Linked DNA regions of Homo sapiens: regions 2 and 3 are each linked to region 1. The links are chromatin contacts, found by Hi-C or POLR2A ChIA-PET in ENCODE. All regions are on one chromosome and are shown on one strand. The core of a region is the stretch at or near the end of the contact, and the rest is flanking DNA. Distances in the headings are between cores, read along the strand shown.

The links. A loop is a pair of places that touch in the nucleus more often than their neighbours do. ChIA-PET counts read pairs that join two places held with the same protein, here RNA polymerase II (POLR2A). Pooled maps may share reads with other maps.
Region 2: a pooled map shows a loop between it and region 1 (2.9-fold over the local background). The contact joins two enhancer-like sites. A Hi-C loop is called at or near these places in 1 of 37 single-sample maps with no recorded cell type and 6 of 50 pooled maps. POLR2A ChIA-PET finds 5 or more read pairs at or near these places in 1 of 52 experiments (activated T-cell).
Region 3: a loop to region 1 is called in a map of OCI-LY7, with 2.4 times the contacts of the local background. The contact joins the promoter of SP140L here to the enhancer-like site in region 1. A Hi-C loop is called at or near these places in 1 of 168 maps with a recorded cell type or tissue (OCI-LY7), 1 of 37 single-sample maps with no recorded cell type and 7 of 50 pooled maps. POLR2A ChIA-PET finds 5 or more read pairs at or near these places in 3 of 52 experiments (activated B cell, activated CD8-positive, alpha-beta memory T cell and naive thymus-derived CD8-positive, alpha-beta T cell).

The regions. Positions count from the first base shown.
Region 1 is chr2:230,471,622-230,475,396 of GRCh38, forward strand. SP100 (SP100 nuclear antigen) reads left to right here. Exons shown (of 29, transcript NM_001080391.2): 16 at 1,703-1,819; 17 at 2,773-2,826. All of the region lies in intron 3 of LOC101928816 (a long non-coding RNA gene), which reads right to left. Among named protein-coding and RNA genes, the nearest start is that of SP100, 57 kb to the left of the region's middle. Within about 2 kb of position 1,935, at least 7 of the 41 ENCODE cell types and tissues checked have a DNase peak (open chromatin) inside an H3K27ac peak, as active enhancers do; they include OCI-LY7, where a contact is called at or near this core.
Region 2 is chr2:230,256,256-230,260,030 of GRCh38, forward strand. The region is part of intron 12 of SP140 (SP140 nuclear body protein); the gene reads left to right. Among named protein-coding and RNA genes, the nearest start is that of SP140, 32 kb to the left of the region's middle. RefSeq lists an enhancer at 1,536-1,605. Within about 2 kb of position 1,681, at least 2 of the 41 ENCODE cell types and tissues checked have a DNase peak (open chromatin) inside an H3K27ac peak, as active enhancers do.
Region 3 is chr2:230,325,553-230,329,327 of GRCh38, forward strand. It overlaps SP140L (SP140 nuclear body protein like), which reads left to right and starts at 1,641. Exons shown (of 19, transcript NM_138402.6): 1 at 1,641-1,749; 2 at 3,205-3,279. The coding sequence starts at 1,718. RefSeq lists an enhancer at 1,315-1,784.

The DNA.
Region 1 (3,775 bases), core at 685-3,184:
ACATATGCACACACACATACACACCACACACACAAAGACTTGTGCACAGACTCGGGCTGCTTGCGACAGGTTTGAGGGAGCGAAAAGAAAAAGAAGAGCTGGGCTCCTGAATGGAGGGAGGAGACACTGAGTGGATAAAGTAAGGAGAAAGAATGGAGAAAGGTAGGCTAGAGTCACCAAATGAAAAGATATAAGAGTCAGCTTCAAGTTTTTCTAAGTGGACAAGGAATTCAAATATTCCAGGTAGGGGAATTTTGTGGGGGAGGGAGGGATAATTTTCAACACACTTCTCAGAAATTGTACCAGAAACGTGAAAATAAAGTTGCTGATTGATTGACAGCCTTGCAAGGTAGAAAGCTCATAAAGAACAGACAAAGGTAATAGAGATGGCTATGTGGTCAGTGTCCTAACAGCAGGCATTTGGTGATGAAAGTAATAACCTGTGAGATAAAGATGAATATAGATGAAGAAAATGTGGATAAAGACAAAGATTGAAATTGCAAAAAGAGTCAAGATCAAGATAAGGGCCAGGCGCAGTGACTCATGCCTGTAATCCCAGCACTTTGGGAGGCCGAGGTGGGCGGATCACGAGGTCAGGAGATCAAGACCATCCTGGCTAAAACGGTGAAACCCCATCTCTACTAAAAACAAAAAAAATTAGCCAGGCATGGTGGCAGGCAGCTGTAGCTCCAGCTACTCAGGAGGCTGAGGCAGGAGAATGGCGTGAACCTTGGAGGCAGGTCTTGCAGTGAACCAAGATCGCACCACTGCACTCCAGCCTGGGCGATCGAGCAAGACTCCGTCTCAAAAAAAAAAAAAAAAAAAAAAAAAGTCAAGACAAGATTCAGAGAAACAAGCTAGAAGAGAGAATAGAAGGAGGAAGTGATAGTAGAAAGAAGTTCACCTCAATAATAAAACTAGATCTAAAGATATAAACAGAAAAACAGGTGGAATGAGATACATTCAAAGGGTGATGAGTGGTGTAAAAAATTAGGTACAACAAGAAGTATGTAGAGAAAGAATTAAAAGATGAGAGAAAAATGGAGGCAAGAAGGGGGAAGTGTAAATGGGAGAGAAGAGAATGATGGAGAAATTGTAGGATCTGAAATGACCATGAGATAAAAGCAACTTTAGCACAAGGCATGATTCACAATAGCAGTAAGTTTTCAGAATAAGGTGTCCCCTGGCCCCTCTGACTCACCCAGATTAAAAAAGGCCTCACCCAGGCATTTCATCCACTCCTGTGATTTCAGTCACCACCCACAACCTCATGATTCCTACATGTGTATCTCCAGCCAGCCCTGTCTTCTAAACTCATTCATCCAAGTGTCAGAAGGCTCCTGTTGGAGATTCTGAAGGCCTTAGACTTCACCACTTGGATGTTACTCAAGACCTTCAAACTTAACACCTCCAAAACTGAGCACATCATCTTTTTCCCTAAAACCAGCCTTTGCTCCTCCAGTGTTCTTCATCACTGAAACAAACTATTAATTGACCCTTTATTTCAAGATGAAATTCTCAGGGTTATTTATGAACAGAAGGGAAAAATACAGTGAGGAACCACAAAAGAAAAAGAGATTTCAGATGTAGAGCCCATCCCTTAATTTAGCTGTGGGGAGTGGGCAGTCACTAATGTTGGGGGGAAGGAGAATCTTTGAAGGGGAGTGGGCACAAATAAAAATGTTTACAAATCACAATTTAGGATCACAGCCACAAGAACCTGAAAATAAGAAGTGCTCCTGTGTCATGTGTTTTCCAAAAGGTGTGCCAAGAAGCCAAGAAGCAAGGACTGAAAGTAGTCAAGCATCTGACATGATGGGTAAGGCTACCCTAGGGTCTTGGGATGGAAGTGGCTCAGTGGATATCACAGACACTGGGTAGGGATGTGGGAAGTGATCAGAGTTGAAGCAAAGCATGAAACAGCCTCTGGATCACCAACAGGAAGTGGGCCCACAGGCCCCAAGCTTCAGAATTTCAAAAGTCTGAAATCATAGTCCCGGTTTCCTGCTGCACTTGACTGTGAGCAGACTGTGACAAAGAACAGGTTTGGTGCCGCCAGAATCCTGTTCTCTACATTTGCTTAACCCGACCCTTTTGGGAACTGCAGGGAGGCAAGAGATCATTATAAAGCCATATTTAACAGAATGGGCTCTCTTGGTTAGGTGGTAAAAAAATACACTGGTAAACATAGTAGTATCTCACTATATTAGCATATCAATAGTAAAGTGTTGAATTTATAAAGCGAGTTCCATCCTTGTTCTTGAAAAAAAAAAAAAGAAAACATGTTCTTCCACTCACAGGTAATAGTGTCATTTTGTCACAACTTTGGAAAGGCCTAAAAAGACAAATAGTCCTGCTACCTGTCAGGAAAGAAAAATCAGATACCTACTCTTATGCTAAAAATACATTGTTTTGAAAGATATCCTCTGGACTGTTATTGATTTATATAGTGATTTCCTATTAACTCTTGCAAGTAAGATATTTAATATTCATAAAAATTTTAAAGCTGAACAGGATAACCGTTGCTGTCCCTGTTTCATAAATGAGGAAATTGGTGCATAAAAGTAATGAAGAGCTGTTTCAAAGTCTCAGAGAACTAGACGAAGACCTTAGACATCAATTCAGTGTCTGTTTCCTTTGGAAGGAAGACAGATAAATTATACTCAGAATATTGTTATAAACGCAAGCCTTCCATGCAGTGTGAATTGTCATAAGATTTATAAATTTTACTTATAAATTACAGTTCTCTGACCACTACCTGTCACTTTCTAGATACCATGGATGTTGAAAACAATTCTACTTTGGAAAAACACAGTGGGAAAAGAAGTAAGAACAAATAAGAATTTACTTAATTTTTATGTTACAAATGAACTATTTTTTAATGCTAAGGTTTATTATCATCATTTTCTTTTTTCAACTTTTATTATAGATTAAAGGGTGCATTTGCAGGTTTGTTACATGGGTAAATTGTGTGATGCTGAGGCTTGGTGTCCCAAAAATCCCATCACCCAGGCAGTAAGCATAGTACCCAACAGATGGTTCTTCAGCCCATGCCACCCTCTCCCCCTGCCCCATCTAGTGGTCCCCAGTGTCTCTTGTTCTCATCTTCACATTTATGTGTATTCGATGTTTAGCTTCCACTTGTAAGTAAGAACATGCAGTATTTGGTTTTCTGTTCTTGCATTAAGTTGCTTAGGATAATGGCCTCCGCTCCATCCATGTTGCTGCGAAGGGTGTGATTTCATTCTTTTTATGGCTGCATAGTATTTCATGGTGTATATGTGTGCCACATTTTCTTTATCCAATTCACTGTTGATGGGCAACTAGATTGGTTCCGTGTCTTTGCTTTTGTGAATAGCACTATAAGGAACATATGAGTGCGTGTATCTTTTTGATAGAACAAGTTATTTTCCTTTGGGTATATACCTAAAGGTAGTGGGATTGCTGGGTAGAATGGCATTTCTGTCTTTAAGTCTTTGAGGAATTGCCACACTGTCTTCCACAATGGTTGAACTAATTTTACCCTCCCACCAACAGTGTATGAGCATTCCTTTTCCTCCACAACCTCACCAGCATCTGTTATTTTCTTGACTTTTTAATAATAGCCACTCTGAGTAGTGTGAGATGGTATCTCACTGTGATTCTGATTTGCATTTATCTGATGATTAGTAATGTTGGGCATTTTTTTCATGTTTGTTGACCACTTGTATGTCTTCTTTTGAGAAGTGTCTGTTCATGTCCTTTGCCCATTTTTTAATTGGATTTTGTTTTTTGC
Region 2 (3,775 bases), core at 431-2,930, 220 kb before region 1:
AAGACTTGGAACCAACCCAAATGTCCAACAATGATAGACTGGATTAAGAAAATGTGGCACATATACACCATGGAATACTATGCAGCCATAAAAAATGATGAGTCCATGTCCTTTGTAGGGACATGGATGAAGCTGGAAACCATCATTCTCAGCAAACTATCACAAGGACAAAAAACCAAACACTGCATGTTCTCACTCATAGGTGGGAATTGAACAATGAGAACACTTGGACACAAGAAGGGGGATATCACACACCAGGGCCTATTGTGGGGTGGGGGAGGGGGGAGGGATAGCATTAGGAGATATACCTAACGTAAATGATGAGTTAATGGGTGCAGCACACCAACACAGCACATGTATACATATGTAACAAACCTGCACGTTGTGCACATGTACCCTAAAACTTAAAGTATAATAAAAAAAATTTCTATTCTCACTCCCTCTATGGAAATAAAAAAGGGTATCATTCCTCTGCTGGTAGATACTTTTTTATGATTTTTTCACAAACTTGACAAAGCCTTCAGTGTAATGGTATTCTACCATCTAATTGGCAGAACTTAGATCAACTATTTGTGAGACTAAATGGTATTTTTGACCAGTACTTTCCATTATGTCATTGGATCATGCAGTGGTTTTTCAGAGTACTCTGATAGGTGTTATAATTTTACTCACAAAAACCTCAAGACTTAGATAGGGAAGGTGCTGTTATTGCTGTTTTAAGGAGCCAGAAACACAGAAATGCATGTGACACGGGTGTTTGATAAGACCCAAGAAAAAAGAAAGAGCAGAGACCAGTGTCCTGGATGACTCCTTACAGGCTTTCAGTTCTATGAGGTGGGCATGGGTTGGGGTGGGGTCTCATAGTCTGAGTCCAATGTGGATGCCCAAAGGGTTTTTAGGAATCCAAGAGACTCTACCAGGGTTCAATGGAAAGAGACTTTTATCTAACAAATAAAGAAAGATTAGGGAGAGATAAGGAAACATTATCAAGAGTTGGAAAATACTTGAATGTAATCTACGATACGAGATAGGAGATATCCAGAAAAATAGAGCCAGAAAAGAGAAACAGAGAGGCAATATGAAAAGTATATGTAGCACATCACTGAAGGAGGAAGAGACAGTAAGGGAGAGGAGATGTTAAGAAGAGAAAGTCCAGAAAGCCGAAAAGAACCATAGATGCCGTCATAGAGTAATAAAAAGATATCACTAGTAGAAGGGGCTATCACTTAGGCTGGGTGCAGTGGGTCACCCCTGTAATCCCAGCAATTTGGGAGGCCAAGGCAGGTGGATCACTTGAGGTCAGGAGTTCAAGGCCAGCCGGGCCAACATGGCAAAACCCCATCTCTACTAAAAATACAAAAATTAGCTGGTTGTGGTCGAGCACACCTGTAGTCCCAGCTACTCGGGAGGCTGAAACAAGAGAGTTGCTTGAACCCGGGATGTGGAGGTTGCAGTCAGCTGAGATCACATCACTGCACTCCAGCCTGGTGACAGAGCAAGATTCCATCTCAGAAGAAAAAAAGAAAAAATAAGGGGCCACCACTTAATATCAAACGAAAGGCTGAATTTATTGTTCAGTTAAGGGATAGTTGTGCTTGTGGGTCAGTTTCTCTGAACAGAGAACGTTTGTGGAAGTGTGGATCTCGGTGACTGGCGGCCTTCAAAAGTGAGATTTGTTAGTGGTTAGCTGACCTTTAGTGAAAGCAGGGTCACTGGAGTGTGGCTGTTACTGACTGTCTGACTTTCAGAAGCATGGGGAAGTCAATGGTTGGCTGGCTTTCAGAGGCCTGTGTACTGGCCAGAAGCTATTGTTGATTAATTGGGATGATTCTGGTTGTTATTGACCATATGGCCAAACAATAATGAGTTTTCCTAGAAGTGTAGCAACTTTCAATTATCAGTTTCCCCTTTAGGAAATCTCTCATCTAAAGCTGCAGGAGGCACCATCAAGTATTTTCCCCATCCAAGATGTCTTTTCTGGAAGAGGACCCTGGAAACAAAATCCTAGGATTCCCCTTCACTGAGTAGGAGTTATAGAGTTGCTAGATTGAGAGTGTTATCCTTGCAAAGGATGACATAAGAAAAAGTAATGATGTTTTACAATACGTTAATGGAATGGCAGACAACTGTTGAAAGTTTTTAATTAGCAGCAGAATTGTGCTGCTTGCAATACTATCCTATTTATTCCCTTTTGCTCCAAGAATACTCACCAGCCACCCTTGTGGCTGCAGCGTTTATCCCAAGTAAATTTGCCATGAAATATCTTGCTTTTATTATTATTTTCACATCACTCTAATATATTGACTTTGGAAACAAAAGACATTCTTCTAATTATAGCATTCTGGTTTTAGTAGTGGTATTTCCATTTACAAAATACAGTAATTGTTGATCACTGAAAATGTCAAATCCTGGAAAACGTGGCTTTCCCACATGTGCTGTTAACATTGTTACTGAACAATTGTTGGCCGAAGATTCATTTGATGAATCATATATTTTTAAAATAGATGATTCTGATATGGTTCTGTTTAGAAATAACTCCAAGAACAGTTTATATATTTTATTTTCACATTGAAAATCAATCATGTTTGCTTCAGCCTCAAAGAATGTGTTTACGTAAAATTAAATGAGTGCAGCAAGCTGCACTTTTTTTTTTTTCTAAACGGGAACAGAGTTAAAGTTGATCCAAGTACAAAATCTCCAGAACCATGGACTAATGCAGTCACCTGCAATTGCTTTGAGGCAACTAGGATGAGATGTGGCTACTAGCAATGGCTCTTTGATGTCTGTCACGTTTTGAAGTGATACCCCTAGAGCATGGCCTGTTTGTTTATTTATTTATTTATTTATTTTTATTTTTCCGTAAGTTATTGGGGTACAGGTTGTATCTGGTTACATGGGTAAGTTCTTTAGTGGTGATTTGTGAGATTTTGGTGCACCCATCACCTGAGCAGTATACGCTGCACCATATTTGTAGTCTTCTATCCCTCGCACCCCTCCCACTCTTCCCTCCAAGTCCCCAAAGTCCATTGCATCATTCTTACACCTTTGCGTCCTCATAGCTTAGCTCCCACGTATCAGTGAGAACATACAGTGTTTGGTTTTCCTTTCCTGAGTTACTTCACTTAGGATGATAGTCTCCAAGCCGGGCACGGTGGCTCACGCCTGTAGTCCCAGCACTTTGGGAGGCTGAGATGGATGGATCACCTGAGGTCAGGAGTTTGAGACCAACCTGGCCAACATGGCAAAACCCCGCCTCCGCTAAAAAAAAAAAAATACAAAAATTAGTCAGGCATGGTAGTGTGTGCCTGTAATCCCAGCTACTAGCAGGGGCTGAGGCAGGAGAATTGCTTGAACCCGGGAGGTGGAGGTGGTAATGAGCTGAGATCACACCACTGCACTCCAGCCTGGGTGACAGAACGAGACTCCATCTCAAAAAAAAAAATAGTCTCCAATCTCATCCAGGTCACTGCAAATGCTGTTAATTCATTCCTTTTTATGGCTGCGTAGTATTCCATCATATATATATATATATATATATATACCACATACATACATATATACCACAGTTTCTTTATCCACTTGTTAATTGGTGGGCATTTGGGTTGGTTCCACAATTTTGCAATTGTGAATTGTACTGCTATAAACATGCATGTGCAAGTATCTTTTTCGAATAATGACTTCTTTTCCTCTGGATAGATACCCAGTAGTGGGATTGCTGGATCAAATGGTAGTTCTATTTTTAGTTCTTTAAGGAATCTCTACACTGTTTTCCATA
Region 3 (3,775 bases), core at 391-2,890, 150 kb before region 1:
CTGGGATCAGAGGACAACTGTGCCCAACAGATGCTCAGCTTACCAGCCACTGTGCCTCCATAAAACTGGGGAGTCATGGGGGAGCGAGCAAGAGAAAGAGAGAGAGAGACCTACAGGTGTGCAGTACCTGATAGAAACAGTGACCTCGCCCACTGGAAAAGCTGTCCTCACCAGTGTCTTGGCACCTGCTTATTAACTCATTTTGGGGAAAGCAGGGCACCAGTAGAATCAGGGTAGAAACCCCCCACCCTCGTATTTTCAAATGTACCTGAACAAGCATTCACAGCTTCCAACTATTGTGCAATAAACAGCAAAAAAAAAAAAAGTCCTTGAACCAAAATTGTCCTTAGCTGCTCTGCCCTCTAAGATGGGGCATAGTTTACATGGGAGTTGGGGGAGGACTCCATGTTTGCCCCTTCCCCTTGCTGAGATGGCTGGGGGTGGGGGCTGGAAAAAGTTGGATTCAGCAGAATGTAATTTGGAAAACATGGCTCTGGAGCACCATCCCCTCTGGCCCCTGAATCCTCACCAGCTTCCACCCTCTGCTCACCTTGGGCCCTGGATTCCAGCGCCCCCAGGCTCCCAGCTGCCTCCCTGTCTCTGCCCCATGGTCCAGCCTGGAGTTCTGGTCCCTGGTTGTGTCCTGTGGCCCCATTCTCATGCGCCCTTTGCTTCTATTTCTTTACCTATGACTTTATACTGATGTAAAGCGAGTCTTCTCGGTCGCTTCTTGTTCTCTGAGGAATGTTGAATCAGAATCTAAATGGAAAATCTGGGAAGAGATAGAACCTCCCGCGGGAGCCACCCTGCCCTTCCATGTCTAGATCATCTGGGTTCCAACCTCCATCCTCCTCCAATGAGAAGCTTTTGTTCTCTCAAGATTCCAGTGACTTCTCCGAAGCTCTCTTCATCCCTGGCTGTTCCAAGGTGGCCCCATAGTCAAGATTCCTTAAACCCTTGCCCCTTAAAATGTTTGCCTTTCTTACCATGCTGGCTCCAGCCTCTGGTCCCAGGGGTGTGGAGAGTTCTCTCTTACTTCTGGCTGATTTCCAGGAAGGCTAAGAACACTCTCCCCAGGTTATAATGCTGAGCATTTTGGTTCTCTCCAGCCCTGGGTCCCCATGTCAGGACCTACCTTAGTCCAGTCCATGCTCTCCCATGGGCCTGAGAGAAGATTTGAAGTTTCTGGCTTTCCCTCCAACCCTCCAACTCTCACCCCCAGCCATTTCAGCAAGGGGAAGGGGCAAACATGGAGTTTTCCCCCCAACTCCCATGTAAACTATGCCCCCTCTTAAGAGGGCAGAGCAGCTAAGGACTATTTTGGTTCAAGGACATTTTTTTTTTTTTTGCTGTCCATTGCACAAGCAAGTGGACTCCCGGAAGCCAGCCCTGCTCGTCCTCTGGGCCCTCCTTTCCCTGGTCCTGCAGGTCTTGCTGCTTGTCAGGCCTCTCCTCCAACCGTCTGCCACATTTCAGAAAAGCTGAGAACCCCTTGGAGTGAAAAAGGAGGAGAAACACGGTGTCTGTATCCCAGCAGGAAGTTAAATAAATACTTTCACTTTTCTTTTCCCCATTTGGGCAGAAATCTGTGAGGGTGAGTCAGTCTGTCGGCCGACTTCCTGCTCCGGGTCAGGGCAGCCACACTGCACGCAGGCTGGGCCGACTGGGGAGCTCATAGGCCAGGCTCTGACACCCAGGCAGGGCCTAGGGTGGGACGATGGCAGGTGGGGGCAGCGACCTGAGCACCAGGTGAGTCTTTATCTCTCTTCCTTTCACCTTTATCTCTGGCAGTATTGGAGCTTTCATGCCTGTAGTTCAGTTTCTGTCTAAAGCTTCAGTTTAGTCCTGCTTTGCAAGAACATAGGTAGGTAGTGTAATATAATGGAATAAAAGAGAATGTAATAAGGAAATCAGATTTTTACAACTGCAGCAGGACAGCTGTTTGTGTGAGTCCAGCTTGCCATAACACAGATGACTTTTCTTGTTTTGAAACTACTGCTCAGCTGGCGGGGACACTCTGAACAGTCGTTTCAGTCATTTGTGACTGAGAGTTATTATTTCCTCATGAGAATGAGGAACACAAATTATATGTTTGTGTTTCAACAAACATTTCCTCATGATCTCCCAACCCTTTCACATCCCTCTGCCCTCTCTACCTTCACATATGTCATGTCAAAGAAGGTAGTTTGGAAATAGACACTCCAGGGTAAACAGCTGGCTTACTTTTAAACATTGGAAACTGTGGTTTCACCTGTCTTGGCAAGGGGCCTCAGTCAGCTTTGGGGCTATTTCCTTGACTGACTCAGGGTGTGAGTTCTGATACAATTGACCTTGATCCAAAGAAGGAAAAAGAAGAAAAAGGCCCAGGATGGCAGAAAGCTAAATATTTTTATTTTTACTTCAATTTCCTGTCCCAAGATGGGGGATGCCTCTGACCAGAAAAGAGATGGAAATCCTATCTTTTCTCTAGTAACGAGTTTATAAATAACATTACGTAATCTTTTTATTTTATTTCATTTTTTTGAGACAGGGTCTCACTCTGTCAACCAGGCTGGAGTGCAGTGGCACAATCCCGGCTCACTGCAACCTCTGTCTCCTGGGTTCAAGCGATTTTAATCTTTTAAATTTTTTAATACAAAAGAAATACATTACATTCTTACTCATAAAATTTCAAACAGTGGAGAAGTGTATAAACGAAAAAGTCTTCTTCACCACTCACTTCGCCTTGTAGCTTCCTTTCACAGTCTTGTGAAGAGTCTTCGGCATAACTTTTCTCATATTTTTCGATGCATTTACGTGTATGAAGTATGTTTTTGTAAACATATAATTTGTGTTCTCGTTTTGTAATAAATGGAATTACATTGTGCGTGCTATTCTGCATTTTGCATTTCTACTCATTTTAATGGTGGAAATCTTAGAGATCTTTTCACCTTAATGCATATAGATCTACCTCACTCTTTTTACATATACTATTCCATAGAATTTACATAGCATAATTTTTTAACCATTCTCCAATTGAAGGACATTTAGATTGTTTTAAATTGTTCACGTTTATCAATAAGCTATAATAATGATTATATATTTCTCTTTTTTTTGCACATATGCAAGTATTTCTCTTGTGCCTAAACCTTAAAAAGTGGAATTGTTGAAGCAAAGGGTGCTGTTATTTACTTGTTTATAGATCCTGCCAAATTGTCTTTTTAGGGGGCTGAACGGAGGTGTTTCACAAGTAGCAAATGAGATGAACCATCTTCCTGCACACAGCCAAAGTCTGCAAAGGTGATGAAGAATTACAATTTGTTTTAATTTGTATTTTCCTGATAATGTGGAAAGCTGAACAGCTTTTCATGTTTCTTGGCCACTGAAATTTCCTCTTCCATAATTTTTTTGTTTATTTTTTGCCAATGTGATTCAGTTGAGGTGTTTGTCTTTTTTTCATGATATGGGAGAGTTCACTAAATATTCTGCAAAGTATAAATATACTTTTCTTGTCCCTTACATTTGTATATGGTGACTTTTATCTTATTAACAGCTTAAAATTTCATGTATAAACATCTTACGACATAGATTTTATAAGACAGATGCACCCTCATTATAAATAGTGATGCAGAGAGTTGCTGAGGCACTCTGTGAGCACGGCCAGTTTTTAAAGTCGTTCTTCTGTTAAGGTGGCAGATTTGATTCTGCCTTTGTTCCAGGAAAAGTTCCTTCTCTAAAATCTCTGACATTTTCTTTTTCAATTTTTAGGCAAAATTATTCTTACATTGGAGCAACT